Regions from separate parts of the Homo sapiens genome. Here regions 1 and 2 are each linked to region 3. Evidence: chromatin contacts called from ENCODE Hi-C or POLR2A ChIA-PET data. All regions are on one chromosome and are shown on one strand. The core of a region is the stretch at or near the end of the contact, and the rest is flanking DNA. Distances in the headings are between cores, read along the strand shown. Region 1 holds the start of SPINDOC (spindlin interactor and repressor of chromatin binding). Region 2 holds the start of MAP4K2 (mitogen-activated protein kinase kinase kinase kinase 2). Region 3 holds the start of ESRRA (estrogen related receptor alpha).

What was found. Hi-C counts contacts between places; a loop is a spot of excess contacts on that map. ChIA-PET counts read pairs that join two places held with the same protein, here RNA polymerase II (POLR2A). Pooled maps may share reads with other maps.
Region 1: a loop to region 3 is called in a pooled map, with 6 times the contacts of the local background. The contact joins the promoter of SPINDOC here to the promoter of ESRRA in region 3. A Hi-C loop is called at or near these places in 5 of 50 pooled maps. POLR2A ChIA-PET finds 5 or more read pairs at or near these places in 2 of 52 experiments (A549 and HEK293T).
Region 2: a pooled map shows a loop between it and region 3 (12-fold over the local background). The contact joins the promoter of MAP4K2 here to the promoter of ESRRA in region 3. A Hi-C loop is called at or near these places in 1 of 37 single-sample maps with no recorded cell type and 9 of 50 pooled maps. POLR2A ChIA-PET finds 5 or more read pairs at or near these places in 2 of 52 experiments (OCI-LY7 and WTC11).

The regions. Positions count from the first base shown.
Region 1 is chr11:63,812,115-63,814,867 of GRCh38, reverse strand. It overlaps SPINDOC (spindlin interactor and repressor of chromatin binding), which reads right to left and starts at 1,412. Exons shown (of 6, transcript NM_138471.3): 1 at 1,055-1,412. The coding sequence starts at 1,181. RefSeq lists a silencer at 1,307-1,776.
Region 2 is chr11:64,801,964-64,804,463 of GRCh38, reverse strand. MAP4K2 (mitogen-activated protein kinase kinase kinase kinase 2) reads left to right here and starts at 1,250. Exons shown (of 32, transcript NM_004579.5): 1 at 1,250-1,410; 2 at 1,522-1,579; 3 at 1,811-1,901; 4 at 1,981-2,045; 5 at 2,343-2,398. The coding sequence starts at 1,315. It overlaps MEN1 (menin 1), which reads left to right. Exons shown (of 10, transcript NM_001370259.2): 10 at 1-948. The coding sequence ends at 130. RefSeq lists silencers at 1,111-1,290, 1,441-1,620.
Region 3 is chr11:64,304,182-64,306,881 of GRCh38, reverse strand. ESRRA (estrogen related receptor alpha) reads right to left here and starts at 1,358. Exons shown (of 7, transcript NM_004451.5): 1 at 1,146-1,358. It overlaps CATSPERZ (catsper channel auxiliary subunit zeta), which reads right to left. Exons shown (of 5, transcript NM_001039496.2): 5 at 2,112-2,339. The coding sequence ends at 2,236. KCNK4-CATSPERZ (KCNK4-CATSPERZ readthrough (NMD candidate)) reads right to left here. Exons shown (of 11, transcript NR_133662.1): 11 at 2,113-2,339. RefSeq lists an enhancer at 662-731 and a silencer at 1,142-1,651.

The sequences.
Region 1 (2,753 bases), core at 163-2,662, 490 kb after region 3:
GAGACAGCCTCTGACAATGCCCAATGAACACTCAACAAATATTAGCAGAAGTAGGAAAACAACCTATCTTTTGGACTAAATGCTCCGAGAAGGGAGGTGACCTTTATTTCCCTCATGAATTTTATAACCCTTCCAGTTCCAAAAAGGATGACAGGCAGTGCAGGCAGACATCATTCTGTTCGGCTGAAGTTCAATGAATGGCATTGCTGCTCTCAACCTCTTTTGGGTACTATCCCGCCTAAGAAAAGCGGGGTGGGAGAATGGAAATATATTTGCATTTTCATGCATATTAAGTCTCCCACAAAGATGGCTCTTTGTTTTCTTACGGTTTGCAAGCTCCTGAGGACTAGAAATCGGTGAAGGGGGAGGGGAGAGCGAGTGTTCTGAGATTGTTCCTCCCATCCCCTCCCAAAGCTAATCTCGTTCTAGCACTGCACTGCTTTTCCAAACTAGCTGTTGTATGCAGTCCCATTCATCCCTTCTCTCCAGAACTTGACACCTGTGGCTCCTGCAAGTGGAAGGCCCGGGAATGGGAATGAAGCGGGGTGGTGGGCAGGGAAGCGTTATGCTCGGAGAGCCCTTAAAATTCTCCTGGAGGTCGGCAGCGGCGCCCGCCTGTAGCCTCCGGCCTAGAGGCTTCGCCGCCCCTCGGACTAGAACACAGCCCGGCCGTTGTGCTTGCCTCCCCTTCCCAGGCTGTGAGACGGCGGCCGCAACCACCCAGCGCCTCTGGGGATCCGGCCTCTGGTGCTGGGCCCGGGAGAGGGGGCGCTTGGGCACCGGAAGATCCGGAGCGTGCGGGGCGTGGATCGAAGTCTCCAGACCCTGGGCGGGGGAAAGGGGAAGGGAGGGGGAAATCGAGGAGGCCTGAGCTTCTAAACCATGGTGGGGGAGGTGCAAGAGCGCGCCCTGGACCCAGATCCGAGAGGGAAACCTGGGCCCCAAGGCTGAAGGGGGTGAGAAGGTGCCCGGGTCCCGGACCCCGACTGGGGAGGGACGGCCCCAGCCCCGGCCCCGCACCGTGACGCGGAAGTGGAATCCCCTCCATCCTCACCTCTGAGCATCGGCTCGGGCCGCGGAATTACGGCCACCACCATGGCCTCCTCCTCGTCCTCCCCTTCCTCGCATTTCAGCGTCACCTCGAAGCAGTCGAGTGCGGCGCCCTCGGCCTTTAGGGCCATGGTGCGGCCGTGGGCGATAGCAGTGGCCGGAGGACTGGCGCGCAGGCTTCGGCGCGCAGCCGGCAACCGCCTCCCGCCTCCTGGCCGGAATAGCGCCGGGCCCGCCGCCCGCCCCGCGCAGCCCCCTCCCCGCCGCCCGCCCGCCGCTCGCCGGCCGGGCCTGCGACCGGCGCGTCCGGGCCTCCCCGAGACCTCGGCGCGTCGGGAGCCCGGGCGGGGAGGGCTCAATCCGGGGCCCCTGCCCCCCGCCGCTCCCTTTTATGGAGGCTCATTGTCGGCGCCCGCCCGGCCGGCCAGCCGCGGACCCGCCCCCGATGCCGCGCGGCCAATCGCGCGTGGCCCCGCCCCGGGCACGCGGCCCCGTTAGAAACCCTGGACCCGGGAGGCGGCGGGAAGGGCCGAGGGGACCCGGGGCCACCCGGTGCGCAGAGGCAGAGGGGCCCCCAAAACCCGCAACGCGGGCCCCTCAGTCTGCGGGCCAAGCCCGGGGTTTCCCTCCATTAAGAAGTCAGTTGGGCGTTTCTGCTGGCGTGGAGAGCGCTACCAGGTGCCCCCGGATTTTGATCGGGAGTCGCTTTTGCCTTTCCGTGGACAAGCCTTCCTCCGCCAGCAGATGCCCCGGGCAGGAAGAGAAGCGGTGGGTGAGTGGAAAGGGCCTTGGTATGGAAACGCAGAGACCGAATTCCTTCTCATCTGCCAGCTCCGTGGCCGTGGGCACATTATCTGTTTTCTTAGTCCGGCTCATCGTTTCTTTCAAAAACCATTTTGGACCCTTCTGGGAAGGCAAAGAAGAGAAGCAGAGTGGACTGTGAGCGGACATAAACCACCCTGATGGGTATGATTTCCATTTTTGGCACGGGAGTCCGGAGATTTTGTGACCCTCTCCAAGGACACACAGCAATCCCTTGAGAGCCCCAAGACCAGAGTCCAGTTGCCATGACATTGCTGCCCTATAACCACACTCTGGGTGAGCTTTTACTTCTGTGACATGGAATGTGCATCTCCCTCTTCTATAGCAACCCTCATGAGATTTCAGCTCAGAAAATGCAAAATGTCTGACACTGAAAATCCATCTTCGAATGTCGTTATATCAGACCAGACACAGTAGTATTCAGAATCGCGTAGTAGGATGGGGGTGTGAGAAGAGGTGTGAACTAGTCTATATGGATTGCAGTCAATTTTTTAATTTTTTTTTTTTTGAGACAGAGTCTCGCTCTGTCACCAGGCTGGAGTGCAGTGGCGCTATCTCGGCTCACCACAACCTCCGCCTCCCAGGTTCAAGCTATTCTCCCGCCTCAGCCTCCTGGGTAGCTGGGACTACAGGCACGTGCCACCATGCCCGGCTAATTTTTGTATTTTTAGTAGAGACGGGGTTTCAGCATGTTGGCCAGGATGGTCTTGATCTCTTGACCTCATCATCCGTCTGCCTCGGCCTCCCAAAGTGGGATTACAGGCGTGAGCCACCGCGCCTGGCCTTGCAGTCTATTTTTAAGGGAATTATTTTGTTATGTGCAAGTGTATCTGATATTTTAAAGGTTTTACAACAAAGGTATTACCAAGCCTGTTTAACTA
Region 2 (2,500 bases), core at 1-2,500, 500 kb before region 3:
CAAGATCAACTCGAGCGCCATCAAGCTGCAACTCACGGCACAGTCGCAAGTGCAGATGAAGAAGCAGAAAGTGTCCACCCCTAGTGACTACACTCTGTCTTTCCTCAAGCGGCAGCGCAAAGGCCTCTGAACTACTGGGGACTTCGGACCGCTTGTGGGGACCCAGGCTCCGCCCTTAGTCCCCCAACTCTGAGCCCATGTTCTGCCCCCAGCCCAAAGGGGACAGGCCTCACCTCTACCCAAACCCTAGGTTCCCGGTCCCGAGTACAGTCTGTATCAAACCCACGATTTTCTCCAGCTCAGAACCCAGGGCTCTGCCCCAGTCGTTAGAATATAGGTCTCTTCTCCCAGAATCCCAGCCGGCCAATGGAAACCTCACGCTGGGTCCTAATTACCAGTCTTTAAAGGCCCAGCCCCTAGAAACCCAAGCTCCTCCTCGGAACCGCTCACCTAGAGCCAGACCAACGTTACTCAGGGCTCCTCCCAGCTTGTAGGAGCTGAGGTTTCACCCTTAACCCAAGGAGCACAGGTCCCACCTCCAGCCCGGGAGCCTAGGACCACTCAGCCCCTAGGAGTATATTTCCGCACTTCAGAATTCCATATCTTGCGAATCCAAGCTCCCTGCCCCAAATAACTTCAGTCCTGCTCCAGAATTTGGAAATCCTAGTTTCCTCTCCTTCGTATCCCGAGTCTGGGACACAAAACTCCGCCCCCAGCCTATGAGCATCCTGAGCCCCGCCCTCTTCCTGACGAAACTGGCCCCGGATCAGAGCAGGACCTCCCTTCCGACCCTCTGGGAACCTCCCAGAGGTCCAGCCCATCTCGGAGCATCCCGGAGGAAATCTGCAGAGGGTTAGGAGTGGGTGACAAGAGCCTGATCTCTTCCTGTTTTGTACATAGATTTATTTTTCAGTTCCAAGAAAGATGAATACATTTTGTTAAAAAAAATATAAAGCGCAAGTCCATGTTTATCTGGGAAATTGGGGATGGGGCGGGGAGTGGAGCGCCCCCTCTTCCCTCTGTCTTCTGGCTCCCGGGACTTTGCGCTCCCTACCTGTGGAGCGCGAGCGACAGTGGCGGCGGAAGGACGTAGGCTCCGCCCCGGCCTTGGGGCTTCCCCGCGCCGCCGAGGGCCCGTCCCGCGGGCGCCTCCTCCCGGACTGGCGGTGGGGCATCCCCGGCGCGGCCCCGCCCCCGGGCCTCAGCCCCGCCCCCGCGGCCTCAGAGCCACGGGCGCCCGCCCCGCCCCGCGCCGCCCCGCGCCGGCTCCGCAGCTCGCGCCCGCCCGCCTGCCGGCCCGCCCGGCGCCGGGCCATGGCGCTGCTGCGGGATGTGTCGCTGCAGGACCCGCGGGACCGCTTCGAGCTGCTGCAGCGCGTGGGGGCCGGGACCTATGGCGACGTCTACAAGGTGCGACGGGACGGGCGGGAGAGCCGGGAGGAGGGTGCCAGCCCCGCACCCCGCGGCAGGATCTAGCCCCCGGCCCCGCCCCCCATCCCGCTTCACCCTCCGCCCCTGCAGGCCCGCGACACGGTCACGTCCGAACTGGCCGCCGTGAAGATAGTCAAGCTAGACCCAGGTGAGGGCCCGGGTCGGGCCTCTGCGCCAGAGGAAGGGCAGAGCGCCCGCGGGCGCGGGGTGCGGGCGGAGGGTTGACGTTTCCGAGACCCCTGAGAGGCGTGCCCCGGGAGGTGCTGTCACCTGCACCTGCCTGGCCCGGAGGGAGGCACTCTGTGCCCATTTTGCAGATGGGGGCACTGAGTCAGGGCAACCCCAGCGCGCCTTCCCCATGATGCTTTGTGCTTCCCAGGGGACGACATCAGCTCCCTCCAGCAGGAAATCACCATCCTGCGTGAGTGCCGCCACCCCAATGTGGTGGCCTACATTGGCAGCTACCTCAGGTGAGGCTGCCTTATCCTCCTGGCCCCAGGCAGCCCCCATGTGACCTGCTTTGTGCCCACCCCAGCTCTTTGTCCCTAGGAATGACCGCTTGTGGATCTGCATGGAGTTCTGCGGAGGGGGCTCCCTGCAGGAGATTTACCATGGTGAGGCCAGGGCTCCAGGCCCCAGCAGGCCCCAGCCTTCCCCCACCCCTACCCCACTGGGGTACCAGAGGGGACTCTGGGCCCTGGACTTGGGCTCCTCTCCACTCCTGCCTGGCTGTGTGACCTTGAGAGAAATACTGTCCATCTCTGGGTTCAGTATCCTAGACTAAACTGGGAGGGGACGTGGCCAACACCGCTTTCATTTAACAGTGCCTGCTGCTTTTCCCACACACGGTAGCCTGGGAGGGTGGGCATGACCCCCGGGCCCCCAAGCCAGCCTCTCCCTTTTCCTTTCAGCCACTGGGCCCCTGGAGGAGCGGCAGATTGCCTACGTCTGCCGAGAGGCACTGAAGGTAGCTGGGCCTGTGAGGTGCCCACACCTCTGGTCTCCAGAAGCTGTGGGCCAGGAGCCCAGATGACCAGCAGGGAGGCGGGTGGAGTGCCTCGGGTGGGGC
Region 3 (2,700 bases), core at 109-2,608:
GGTAACCGTAGCCCCCAGGCAACCTTCAACCCCACCTGGAATCCCTAGCCAGGAGCAGGATACTTCCCAGTTTTCTCCAGATGTTGGGGGGACCTCTGAGACCCTGCCCTCATCTGGGTATTCTGCATTGGAGAGCAGACCCAAGGCCAGTGGACGTGCTCACACCGAGTTCACACACTCCACTCACCGGGGTGCTCAGGAGCCCCACAAGCCCACGCAGGCTCGCTCTCTGCTGAGGGCTTTCACACTTGCACCGGCCTTCCCAAACCCGTGCTCACTCCTGCTCACACTTGTGCTCACACACTTCTCCTGGAGCGCACACCCCATCCACGAACTCAGTCAAGGCTCATGATCACACACACTCTCACTAGGTCTCCCCACATCCACACGCACAGGCACGGACTCATGAAAACACCTCCAGAGCTTTTCACACCTGACACGCGGCTGCCCTCCTGCCCCAGCATGCCGGTCCCAGGCACACGGCGGGCGCCGCTCCACCTCCTCGCGACCAGCCTGCAGGTCCACTCTTATACTCCCGCTGTCGCAGAGGCCGCCACCTCCCGGGGCGCCGCGTCCCGCCCCCAACCTGCGCACACCTTTGGGAAGTTGCCTAAAGTTGCTACGCCTCCCCCTCCCCGCCCGCGGGAGACCTCTACCAGGTTATCAGGAAGTAAGTGGGGAGAGCCAAGGAGGAGGAAGTTCTCCCCTGCCGGTGCGATGACCTTTGACCCAGAGAGGAGGGTGGCCCCAGGCCCCTTCGAGCGCCCCCACGTGGTCTTCAGAGCCCCTTCCCAGACATAGAGCCCTCCCCGTCTTCCACCCCGGCCAGCCCCAGGGACTTCGGCAAATGCGGGATTGAACCCTGCCCCGGAGCGGGCTGGATCGGAGGCCCAACCCTGACCCGAGTCAGGACCCGCAGCCAGAGCCAGATCCTGCCCCAGGCCGGCCCACCAGGACTCGGACGCCGGATCCCGCCTGAACCCTGACCAGTCCGACCCTCGACTGGGTCCCAACCGTGGCCCGGACTGGCCCCAGAGTCGGACCCCGCCTGCAGCCCGCCCCGCCCGCCTCCCTGCCGCGCTCGCACATGGCCCCCGCGCCCCGCCCGCCCACCCCCGCGGCAGCGCTCCCCTCCGCCCCCGGACCTGGGGCTCCGGCAGCGCGGTCGGGCAGGCATGGGGGCCGAGCGGCCCGGAGTGCCGGAGTGAGCCGGGGGCCGCGGGCGGCCCCTCCTCCGCCGCCTCCTCGGGCCGCGCCGCCCCACCGCGCCGCGTCCCCTCACTCGGCGGCGCCGCCGGCTGCTTGTAGGACACAAAAGGACATCGCGGCCGCTTCCTACTCCGCTTCCTCCAGCTGACAGCGGGGGTGGGGCCGGCCGTGCGCATGCAAAGCAGGGGGCGGGGCCCGGGGTCCTATGCTAATCAGACCAGCGGGGCGGGCGGCGCCTGCGCGCCCGGACGAGTCGGGGCGGAGCCGGCAGCGCCAGTGGGCGGGCCTTCGTGCAGGTCCCGCCCCGCAGCCCGCCGAGCCACTGCGGCGCACATGCGTACGCGGCCCCTGGGAGGGGCGGGGCCGGAGACGCGGAGGGCGGGGACAATAGAGCCGAGAGCAAGTGGGGCCAGAAGCGCTCTTTCGTAACGGAGGAGGCGGGGCTTGCTGCGCGCGAGAGGAGTGGGCGAGGCGGTGCAGGCTGCAGTCGCGGAGCCAAGAGACCACTTACAGATGAAAACGCAAGGGCGGGACGAGCGGAGAGGCTGGACCTGCTACCTATGCTTGAGGGGCGGAGCCTAGCGCGCCGTCGCGAGGAGGGAGGTGCTGCCCCGTTCCCCCTACCCCCTTCCCCCAAAGCGACACCAACTGAGCACTCGAACCGTAGACCCAGTAGCCCCACAGAGCTGCGGAACTCGGGGTGGGTGAAGCCGACTTAAAACATGCAATAAGTCCTGGATTGCGAGTCCCGGAAGGTAGGGCCGATAGGGCCCGGACGGAGAAAGCTCAAGGTCACTGCGGTGACCGAATGAAGGTCACTGCGGTGACCGAATGAAGGTCACGGGGAAGGGCGGGGCCACGTGCGTCCGCCTCACGCGGGCTGTCCTGCACTGACTCACGGACCATGCATCGACTCTTTTATTTCTTTAGGACTCAAATTCCACTCGGATGGGGTCAGGCTTGGGTCTGGGGACCGGGCTGGCACGGGGCTGGTTCGGGTCGCTGCTCGAGCCCAAGGTGGCGTTTTTAATTCACGTACAGCCTCTTGCTCCGGCGCTTCTTGAGCCCTTCGATGTATCGCTGCAGCTCCTTAGTCAGGAAGTGGTCCCTGCCGATCCCTAACTGGTAGCCTAGGAGGAGGGCAGAGCTCGGCTCAGGGCAGTGAGCAACCGAAAGGTCTCCCCACCAGGGGGCGCCGCATGTGTGATTCGAGGAACCGCAGATGATTCGAGGTAGCAGTAGCGCAGGGCACTCAGGTCTGTGTTAGCCTGGGGAACTTTGCATCTCTAAGGGTGCTGAGTGTTAAGGTGGAGGATGGATGAGGTCAAGGCTAGGGAAGAGGTTGCAGGCCTGAACTAGGGCGGTGGTAGCGAGCAGTTTGCCCACCTTCTGGACCAGCCACCCACTCTAAGCCATCAGCTGGCCCTTTATCACCGCTGGGCTTTCCTACCACAGCAGCAAAAGTTCACCCACATAATCCACTGTCCAAAG